Regions from separate parts of the Mus musculus genome. Here region 1 is linked to region 2. Evidence: chromatin contacts called from ENCODE POLR2A ChIA-PET data. All regions are on one chromosome and are shown on one strand. The core of a region is the stretch at or near the end of the contact, and the rest is flanking DNA. Distances in the headings are between cores, read along the strand shown. Region 1 overlaps Mfsd2a (major facilitator superfamily domain containing 2A). Region 2 holds the start of Cap1 (CAP, adenylate cyclase-associated protein 1 (yeast)).

What was found. ChIA-PET counts read pairs that join two places held with the same protein, here RNA polymerase II (POLR2A).
Region 1: POLR2A ChIA-PET joins it to region 2 with 13 read pairs in embryonic stem cell. The contact joins the enhancer-like site here to the promoter of Cap1 in region 2. POLR2A ChIA-PET finds 5 or more read pairs at or near these places in 3 of 5 experiments (Patski and embryonic stem cell).

What each region holds. Positions count from the first base shown.
Region 1 is chr4:122,952,312-122,958,020 of GRCm38, reverse strand. Mfsd2a (major facilitator superfamily domain containing 2A) reads left to right here. Exons shown (of 14, transcript NM_029662.2): 3 at 1,165-1,289. Among named protein-coding and RNA genes, the nearest start is that of Mfsd2a, 6.0 kb to the left of the region's middle. Within about 2 kb of position 2,485, at least 1 of the 3 ENCODE cell types and tissues checked has a DNase peak (open chromatin) inside an H3K27ac peak, as active enhancers do.
Region 2 is chr4:122,883,394-122,888,540 of GRCm38, reverse strand. It overlaps Cap1 (CAP, adenylate cyclase-associated protein 1 (yeast)), which reads left to right and starts at 2,465. Exons shown (of 13, transcript NM_001358035.1): 1 at 2,465-2,727.

The DNA.
Region 1 (5,709 bases), core at 1,236-3,735, 69 kb before region 2:
ACACGCACACGCACACGCACACGCACACACACAGTGTGTGTGTGTGTATGTGGGGGGCGTTGTCACTGGAGAGATTGTTCCATGGTTAGGAGCTCACTGCTTTCTTAGAAGACCTGAGTTGTGAGTACCCAGGCCAGGCCACTCACAACCACAACAGCCTATAACTCCAGCTCTAGAGGATCCAATATCTCTAGCTTCCAAGGCTCCTGTACTTGTTCAAACAAATCCCAACACACGATCACGTAATTTAAAAGTAACATGAATTCTAAGAAAAAAAAAAGATAAAAGAAAACCTCTCCGCATTCCCCTTTCCATATGCAGGCTAAAGCTTGACCTCATAAAAACACACTGTAGCTGATACGTCTTTTACAGATAGGGAAACTGAGGCTCACTGAGGGGTGCAGGGAACAAACACGAGCTCTCTTATCAGGTGGCCAGGGGCTCGGAACTGTCAGGGGGAAGGAAGGAAGTGACCTATGTTCAGTGTTTGATGAGATGTTTCTAAGTGCAGCAGAGGGAAGGAAAGATCTAGAGAAGCTTCACACATAGCCCCACTGCAAAAATGCCGTTATCGGAGATACGACGTTGTCGCCACCATCATCACCACGATGTTGTTGGGGTGTTTTTGTTTTTGTTTTGAGACTGGGCCTTTCTATGTAGTCTTGACTGTCCTGGAACTCACTATGTAGACCAGGCTGGCCTTGAACTCAGAGATCTTGCTTCTACCTCCAGAGTGTTGGATTAAAGGCGTGCGCCACCACATCAAGCCACTGTTGTCATAATTGTTTATCACAATGTGGGAGAACTAAACCCAACAGCCCATCCATTCTAGACAAGCATACTACTACTGCGATAAACCCCGGAACCTGCTAGTGTCACTATTAAGACAGTGAGTGAAACCAAGTGGTGGCGCACACCTTTAATCCCAGCACTCAGGAGGCAGAGGCAGGCGGATTTCTGAGTTCGAGACTAGCCTGGTTTACAGAGCGACTTCCAGGACAGCCAGGGCTGCAGGGAAACCTTGACACGGAAAAAGAACTTCATGAAAATGTTTAAGATCCAGGTGGGAGGTGGTGTAAGGTCTTGGTGGTTCAGCTGTGCCAGGGAGGGATGCTCCGCTAAGGCAATGAATGAAGGACACCTTTTGCTTCTTCCCCATGGCAGGTGGAACCACTTCCTGCTTCCATTATCCTTTTTGTGGGCCGAGCCTGGGATGCCTTCACTGACCCTCTGGTGGGCTTCTGCATTAGCAAGTCCTCCTGGACCCGCCTGGGCCGCCTCATGCCCTGGTAAGTAGAGACGCTCCTTCGAAGTGCAGAAAGGCAGGCTTCTGGTGTCGTGTCCCCCCCCCCCCCCCCCCCCCCCCCCGCCCAAGTCCTCCTCCATCTCTTGTCACAGGTTGGAGGTTGATGGGAAAGCATGACACAATAGCTCAATGGTGTCGAAACCTCTCAACCTGTGGCTTCAGCTGCCCCAGGCACGAGCATTGGGACACCTAGACAGTTCATTTCGGGGCTGGCCAGAGTGCTGAGTTAGTTTCCTCCCCCAGCTCAGGCCTCAGGGCTCCCCAAGGTCCGCTCACTCACCTTGGTGAGACTGGAATCCCTACTTCTGCCATTCTGTGGCAGCAGAGGTAGATAGGTCTTTGAAACAATTGAGAGGTTACCTGGGTTTGAATGGCAGCTTCACCACTTACAGCTGTGCAGCCTCAAGCAAGTTATTAAACATCTCTGATCCTTAGGTAAAGCCGAGGTACGGTGAGGACGTTAATATGTAAAACGTTCAGAACAGCTCCTGGCAGGTAGTGATACACAATCTGACATTCGTTCAAGGTAGTTAATGGTAGGACATGGGTAGGGGCGATACTAAGAAATACCAAGAATGGCCTTGTGTACCCATCCCAAAGCACTGAGTGATGGGACTATTTTTTCCCTTGGTGTTATTCAGCTTCAGCTTGTGGGGCAAGGTTGGGGGAAGGCAGTTGCCATAGATCAGACAGTGATGGAGACATACAAGACAGGCCAAGCAGAGCTCTGGTTCCCTCCAGGACATCCTGCTTCAGGAGGTGGGGGGGTGTACCCCTTTCATCTCCAGCCCATCCAAGCTTAAGTGGGCGCCTTCCTGCCCCAGGGGCGCCCATACCTGGTCTCCGGCCTTCAAAGCTCTTCCAGCAGCCTCTGCACCTCCGCAGTTTCCTTTCCCACGAGGCCCCCCACCCACCCCAGTCCTGCCAGCCCCTGGCAGAAACCCAGTTTGGAGCCTTTGATCCAGGCTTCATGGCCAAAGGGGGTGAAGGAGGGGGTAGGAGAGCCTCCTTTACCTGGGCAAGCTGCTCAGGGAGTCCTGAGAGCCAGCCTGCGAGACTTGGCCCTGTGCCGGCCTCTTGGCAGCTGGTGGAGGGCGGGGCCCCGCTCCCACATCGCCTCATGAGGCCCAGCCAATGGGAGGCCGCTGCCTGACGCGATGCCGGCACAGGGTTACTCCCAGTCACATCGGGTTCCTGTTCACTGTTCAAGCTGCCTGTCTCTGAGGATGGAGTGTTTGAGGAAGGCTAAGGAGGAGCCCTGTTCTCTGAGGCGACAACGTGGAGGGGTGGAAGGAGGAGGAGGAGGAGGGCAAGCAAGGCCTCCTTGTGGGAGGGAGATCTGAAGACTCTTGCTAGGTCAGTGTGACTGCTATTCCAGGAAAGTTGCTAGGTCCCCTTAGGTTGCTTTCTAGATGGCAAGTGCCTGGGTATGCGTCAGAATACACATGGGATGACTCATAGGCCGAGGGGCCATTGTGTTCATGACATCCCAGGTTGCACCTCTAGGCTTGGAGACCAAAAAGAGGTTGGGTCTGTCAGGGTTGGCTAGTGTTAGCCTTGCTCTCCTCTCCTTCCAGGTGTTAGGAGAGTTCCTACTTCAAGCCCCTCCTACAAACTACAAAGAAAGTGACATTCTCTCACCTGGGAACTCCTAAGGCCAACTGTGAGACCCTGTCAGCAGAGTCACACAGAGAGATTGAGATGCAGGGGGGCCTGAGGTTGGTGGATTACCAGGCACTGTCCACTTGCAGCCCTGGCCTGTAGTAGTTCCCGAAGGCCACTTCTCCAGTTGAGCCCTTCTGCTGTGATCACAGCAAACACTTAATGTCCCAAGTACTGTTCAACATTTTTCTGTCAACTTATTTAAGACTCAAGCCTACTTCAACACACAAAGTGGAAGTCCTTACACTTGCCTGTGAGGTGTGCCATTTTCTCCACATGTTATCTCCTAATTCCATCTCCCTTGCTCACTGTCCTCCGGCCCACAGGCCCTGCTGTTCCATCCTCCTGCCTCAGGACCTTTGCACCGACTCTCCCCCTGACTGGGGCCACACTCTCAGAGATCTGCAGTCTTGACTCCCTGACCCCATCGTCCTCTCAGCCAGCTGAGAACTGTGCCCTCAGTCTCCTGTCTACTTACTCTCTTCTTTTCTCCATAGCATGTGTCACCTTTTAATATGCTATATGACTGTTGCAAAGACTGTGACAAAATATCTATAGCATAGCATTTGCCTTATTCATGTATTTATTTGTGGTAGAACTCAAACCCAGGGCCTTGCACATGCCAAGCAAGTGTTCTATAGCCTTGATTTTTGTTCAATTTTGTTCTTTGAAGGCAAGGTTTTATGCAGCCCAAGCTAGCCTCCACCTCCTGATTCTCCATTTCTTAAGTGCCCAGATTAGAGTCGTGCACCTCCAGCGAAACCCTTGTTTGTTTTATTATTTGGTCAGGGTCTCACTGTGCAGCCCTGGCTACCCTGCAATTTCTTATGTAGAGAGCAGTGTGGTCTTAAGCTCACAGAAATCAACCTGTATCTGCCTCTTAAGTAGAGGCAGGGGGGTCCCTGAGTTGGAGGCCAGCCTGGGCTATGTAGAAAGATACTGTCTCAAACAAAACAAAACACACAAACAAACAAAAACCAAAACAAACCAATAGTGAATCTAGTGTGTAAATGTTTTGCTTGCATGTATATCTGTGCCTGGGGAGGTTAGAAGAGGGCGTTAGATCTTTTGAAACTGGAGTTATGAATAGTTACCCAATGCCATGTGGGTACTGAGAATTGAACCCTAGGTCTTATGCAAGAACAAGTGCTCTTAACTGCTGAACCATCCCTCCAGCCCCTGTGCTCTTCGTTTAAAAAACAAAATCAGATCTCAATATGTAGCTCAGGTTGACTCTGAACTCAGGCCTTTTTGCCTTTGTTTCTTGAATGTGGGGTTACAGGGCACACCACCATGCCCAGCTCATTATAAACTTTTAAGGTGTCCAATAAAGTAGCATTAAGTATAGTCACATCCTTGTGTGACCATCACTACCTTCTATCCCAAACCTTTTTGTTGTTGCTGTTGTTTTGAGACAGAGTGTCTCTGTGTAGCCCTGGAACTCCCTCTGTAGACCAGGCTGGACTTGAACTCAGGGACTCTGCCTGGGTTGGCCTGCTGAATGCAGGAGATTAAAAGCATGTGCTTCTACTGCCTAGCTCATCCCAATAATTTTTTTTTATCTTTTCCAACCCAAACTTTGAGTTCATTAAAAGATAATCCCTACTCCTTCTTCCCTGTCAACCACTATTTCTTGGGACTGAGGGTGGGATTCTGGGAGGATAGATTGTGATGTGTATGTGTAGGTCAGGGGACAACTTGTAGGAGTTGATTCTTTTTCTCTTACCCGTCTGTGAATTTGAACTCATGTCATCGGGTTTAGGGCTTGACAAATCTTGCTGGGTCATGTCTAAAACTGGATTTGGTTACCCCCTGTAAATTAAGCTGTACAATATTTCTCTCTCAGGAACAGTTATATTCCAGGTGGCCATTCCTTAAAGTTCTGTGTTGTCGCATGTGTCGAGATTTTTATTTTGGGGGCTGAATAACATGCAATTTTTGTTGCTTACCAACTAGAATTCAAGTTTTACAAGAGCGATGGTGTCTTCTTCACTGTTATATCTGCAACAGTTAGAATAGTTCCTCGCCCATAATTACACCTCATAAATATTTAGGTAAACGTTGAATGTAGGCAGTGCACGCTTTTTTATTTTCATTTTACATATGAGTCTCAGAGAAGTTAAATAACTTAACCAAGACTTTTATAGTTAGTGACAGACTCAGAAAGTGTAACTCAAAGCTTCCTTCTTTTTTGAATATTTGTTTTATGGGTGTATGCGCACACATGCATACATACATGTGGGCATGCCGCAGCACAATATGTGGAGGCCAGAGGACAGCGTGTGGGAGTTGGTTCCCGCCTTCCTCAGCTGTGTTCTAGGGATAAATCTCAGGTTATCTGCGGCCTCGCAGCAAACGATTTTCCCACTGGGCCATCTTGCTGGCCTGAGGCCTTCCTTTTAACCTTTGCACTCTGCTTCCTATGCAAATGCTGGGAAGTTGATCCGCCTGGAGGGATCCATATTTCTCACGATGGTTTGGCCAGACATTTGTCCCCTACCTTCCTTAGACTTCTGTGACTGAGCCCGGTCCTCTTCCGTGACCCCTTTCTCCATTACCTGGAGTTGGCCTCTTCTACCCACTCCAGCTTCCTTGTGTGTGTGTGTGTGTACAAGAGATGCATGGAAGGTTAAGGATGATGCTGGGACCACCCCCTTCACGGGGAGTCTTGCTCCAGGAAAGATATGCTTGAGACTCAGAGTCTGACCTCATGCTCCTTGCTCTATGTTCCCTTCAAGCTC
Region 2 (5,147 bases), core at 1,216-3,715:
TGCATCTATATGCTCAGTCAAAACAAGCAGTTCCTCAGCATATTGGCTGTAAGTTATGTTTCCTATCATTGTTTTACAAGATGATTTCAAAAAGGCTGCTTCTATTTCTCATCACAACCCTATAAATTATCATCCCAGTTTTACAGGTAAGGAAATGGTCTTTAATTTGTGTATGTATTATGTATGCATGTATGTGGGCATGCATGCTATTTCAAACGTGTGGCGATCCTTCCACCTTGATGTGTATTACAGAGCTCTTCAGGTTTACGTGGCTGGCACTTTTAATCCAGGAACCATCTCACTGGCCCCCTCTCGTCCCCTCTTTCTTCTATTGCTCTTGGACGCATGGATGGATGATCTGTATACTTTGTGTCCCTACTCACAAAAGAGATTTAGGAGGGTAAAATTGGTTAGGGGGAGGGGCTGTCTGTTCTGAGCTGCATATAGACTCATATTTAACCTTTTGATTTTGTTTTGTTTTGTTTTGGCAAATTGTTGCTTTGTAGTCCAGGCTGGCCTCAGACTCAGAGTCGTCCTATCTCAATCTTCCCAGAGGTGAGATCAAAGGTGTGCATCACAACTCTCTGTTTGATGTTAAGACAGTATTTATTGGTTAAACTTTTAAATTTTAAACGTATTTTATTTATTGACCAGGCAAGTTGGCCCATACTTTTAAATCTAACACTCAGGAGGCAAAGACAGGCAGAGATGTCTGAGTTCAAAGCTAGTCTGGTCTTGGCTCTAGGGTAGCCAAGGGTATGAGAAGTTTTCTCAAGAGAAAATAAAACAAAAATTTTATTTGTTGTGTGAGAGATTGAACCCACATGGACCATGAATGACTTTTTGAAGTCTTCTCTCCTTCTGTCAGGTAGGTGTTGGGGAATCAAACTCAGGATTTGGAAGCAGATGTCTTTCTCCAGTTGAGTCATCTTTCCAGCCCAAATGTATTTGTTTGTTTGAGGCAGGGTCTCACTGTGTCTGGAACTCATTATGTAGACCAGGCTGGCCTTGAACTCACAAAATCAACCTGCCTCTGCTTCCCGGGTGCTGGAACTAAAGGTGAGCATTACCACACCTGCCCCTGAAATGAACATATTATAAACGGATGATTTTTGTGCCATAATTTGGTATGTTGTCATTTCTGTTTTAAACAAACTGGGAGTCATAAACTGGGGGAGGCCAGTAAATTGTCCAAAGCACCTTGATCAAAGTCGGGACGCTAGTAAAGGGCTCGGAGTCAGGAATGGAACAACTTACGTCTACAACCAGAGGCACCCAATGCCTCAAATGTTCCCAGATCTATCTATCACTGGGGATGATTAAATTCATTGGTTCTAAGACAGTCAAATGCGTGCTCTGTTTAAAGTTTCAACATCTACTTTGTGACCTTGGCAAGTTATTCAGCTTCCTCATTTGAAGCTCCGAGGATGTAATGGTACCTACCGCAGAGAGTTGCTATTAGGATTAAATGAAAATGGTTTGAGCGCTCAGCACAAGCCTGGCATGTAGTCAGCGCACAGTAAATGGTAGCTATTATTACATGAACTGTATTTGTTGAATGATTGACTCTGGCATATAACACCTGCATTCAACTTGAACGCGGAGTTGTCAGTCATCCAGTCGAAGGGGTAGGAACCATAGCACAGCACTCGCCAATTTTTTTTCTAGAAATAAATCTTTGTGGGAGGATAATGACCGGTTGGAAAGTGTTAAGTCCGGAGGAAACAAAGACGCGATCCCCCGTCTAAGAAGCAGGGAGGCGAAGACTGCCCTGCAGGCTGCAGTTACAGCTCTGAATCGCACACGGGCTCATTAGCAGCCAGCTGGGCATACATAGCTTGGGGCGATGAAGCCTCAAAAGCAAGATTTTTAAGGAATGGGACAAGATCTCCTTTAATTTTGCTCATTTCATTTCAGGGACCACACCCTACAGGGTGGGAGGAAGAACTCCGAAGCCTGAGGCGGAAGCTTAAGCACAGCCACGGACCTGACCATCTATGGTCACAAAACGCACAGAGCAAACAGGAAGTGGGGCGCGAGTGGAAGATTTTCTCCACCTTCCCAGCCCTAGCCTCGGAATCGAGCGAGGGCGAGCATGCCCAGACGCTCAAAGCCTACTCTATTAGCCTCCGCGACCGAGTCCATTGCTTTTCTGTACTACAGACAGGGAAACCAAGGCTTGCACGCCCAGCCAGGGGCGAAATTTGGTCCCGGTCCCCCCAACCACCAGACACTGGGTCTCAGAGCCTTCTAGCCCCACTGTTGTTCCCTGAACCTCTTCCGGACTGAGGCTAAAAACGTAACGACCTCAGTCTCCGAGCACAAATTGACAAAACAAGCAGCCACTCAGCTGTCTTCCTTTGAGGAGGTGGGGCTTGGTTAGGAACTCCAGCTCCTTATTGGTCTGGGCCTCGGGGCGTGACCAACCGTGGACACGCCCCTTCCCCGAGTTTTCCTCCCCCACCTCCCTTGGAGGCGGAGCCCTTTTCCAAACGCTCCTAAGCCAGATTCTCTCTCCGGTGGCGGGGAATGAGGGCGGAGTCACGAGCGGAGCGGCCAAACTTCTTCCTCTCCCCCGGGCTAGCGTTACAGCCAGTGGTTCATTTCCGGTGGGGGTGCCGCGCCCAGTGAGGGCCCGGAAGTGGGTCGCGCGAAGACCGCTGGGCGGTTCTTGCCGGAAGTGGAGAGCGGCTGATCGCAGTCCGGAGGTGAGGCGGAACTCTTAAGGTGAGGGTTGGTGGTTGGATAAGGATTGGGATGGTCTTTGGGGCCCACCGGGTCCTGGCCGTTAGTAAAGGCTGTGCTAGCCTACGCGCGTTTGAGGAGTCTTGCTGAAAGGCCGGGGTTTGGGCCCTTCGGCCATCCCGGGCTCCTGGGTGCGGTCTCTTGAGGTGGGGCTGGGGTACCAGATTGAACCAGGAGGTCTTGGGGAAGCCACTTTCTCCTTGATTTCGCAGCTCTGCCTATCAGCCTCCGCGGAGGCCTGATTCCTAAAGGCATCCTAACCAACTGAATGGACCCTGGGAGACCTTAGAATTTCCTCCTGACCGGGTCTTGTTCCCATTACTCGGATGGGTAACTTGATCTCGGAGAAGAAAAGAATCTGGTTTTAGAGAGAGGTTTCCAGTCCTAGATCCTTCCTTTCCTTGGAACCTCTCTAACTTTCGATCTGGGCAGCTGCAGGTTAAAGGCTATCTGGTAGTAGAACTAAAAAAAAAAAAAAAGTTAAAAATTTGGAATGCCTGTTAAATTTAAGGTAGGCTAGTAAGCCCTGCGTTTACGTTCAGTGAGCTCCCCTTACTCTTAGACTGCCACTGTTCACTCGCAATCCAAGCTAACTTTATGGGAGGTGCTGTCCACTTCTGGATCTGAAGTCAGATGATTCAGGTTGGGTCTGGCACAGTTGCCAAGTGCCTGTGGTCGTAGGATCGCTGTGTTTATTCTGTGTTGGCAACATGGAAAATGTCATCGAATACAGCTTTGAAAAGTCTAGTCATTGCCCCCATCGAGTTAGCAGTGAAAGACAGTTAAGAAATAGTTACAAATGTGGTGAGGGTGCTGTGGAAGGACGCAGCAAGGGAGTCAGAAGCGTTTTGAAAGATCAAGAGGGTGTGTGTGTGTGTGTGTGTGTGTGTGTGTGTGAGAGAGAGAGAGAGAGAGAGAGAGAGAGAGAGAGAGAATATATTAGATAGAGGTTAGTTAGTATCAGAACTGTCAGCTGTAGCTCTTTGTACTGCTTTCCCTTGAAGTGAAAATCCAGGGTTAGAACAGCACGTTCATCATCTGCCAAGCATTTATTGGACCTCAGTATGTGTGAAAACATTTTAGCTTAGGCACTTAGCCCTTCTGGCTAGGAATACACTTGTTCTCTGGTGATATGTACAGTATGGGAGGAACCGGCAAATCAAGGGTGGTTGAGTGTGTGCACTGTGTGAACACAGAGCTACTGAGAACAGGAGAAATATCTGAACCACAGTTCTAGGCAACAATGAGGGACTTAGTGTTTCAAGATTTCCTTAGGCATATAATGAGCCTAGGAAACGGATTTCTAGGCAGAACTAGATGGAAAGGCGCAGAGACCTAGGCATGAGAAAGACCCAAGTGACTAGTCAGCCGTGTTGTGGTTCCAGTATTACTTGGAGAAGTGGAGAAAATGAGAGGTTGTGGAGTCAAATAGGGAGGCCCTTGGAAGCATGCTAAAGAATTTGGATTTTAGCCTGGAAGCTATGGGGATACTTTGAAGGGTTTTCCCACTTGGCAGAGTGGGAAGGGACCAGACACTGGAGTAGACCAGTACTTAAAAAGCTGTTGCTGTGTCATGGCTTGAGCTGGAGAGGGGAAGTGGAAATGACCAAGAGGGGTTGCATTTGAGCAGTCTTGGCCATATGTGATAGTGTGTGTCTGCCATGTCAGCACCTGGAGTTTGAGGCAGGAGAATCACGAGCTGAAGCCTAGGGCAGATATCAAGGCTGGAATCCAAGGAACTGGAGGCTTGTTATTTATGGGAGTGAAGAAGTAGTTGTAGTCTGGAAATTGCTGCTGTTCTGGTCTAAGATACTGTCAGTACCATTCAGATAAGGAATATAAAAGGTTCATTGGAAAGAGATATAAAATTGTGAAGTGACAAAGAAAAAAATCTGTAGCCTTCTGGGCATTAGTGCCCCCAGGTCTAGCCAGGGCAAATTGCAAAGGTGTGGCAGAAGAGGGTTTGGTCTGTACTGCTATGAGAAATACTCAGGCCTGGAGTTCGGTAGGAGCTGGGAGCGGGGTGGGGTGTCTGGCTGGTTGTTTGGGGCTTTGAATGTCTTAGTCTGAATGTGTTTGGATTTTATTTTGTAACTGTCTGTTGTTGCTGTAGTGCTCAGCACGCATAACTTTCTGGACACTTCCTACTTTGCAGAAATATTCTGTAGGTCAGCGGAGCATAATTAATGATGCAGAGAAGGTTAATAAAATTGGTAGCAATGAAAGTACTTTAAAGTCTAACTTAACTCTGCAGACCAAGTGGTAGGTACTGGTGACTTTTCTGAGTGCAGCAGGCCTTGAGGAGGCAGTGTTTCCCTTCTGAGGAGAACTTTTTTCAACCATGTTCATGGTAGCGCATGAATTTTTGTTGTTGTTGTTGTTTTTAATCATAGGCTGACTGG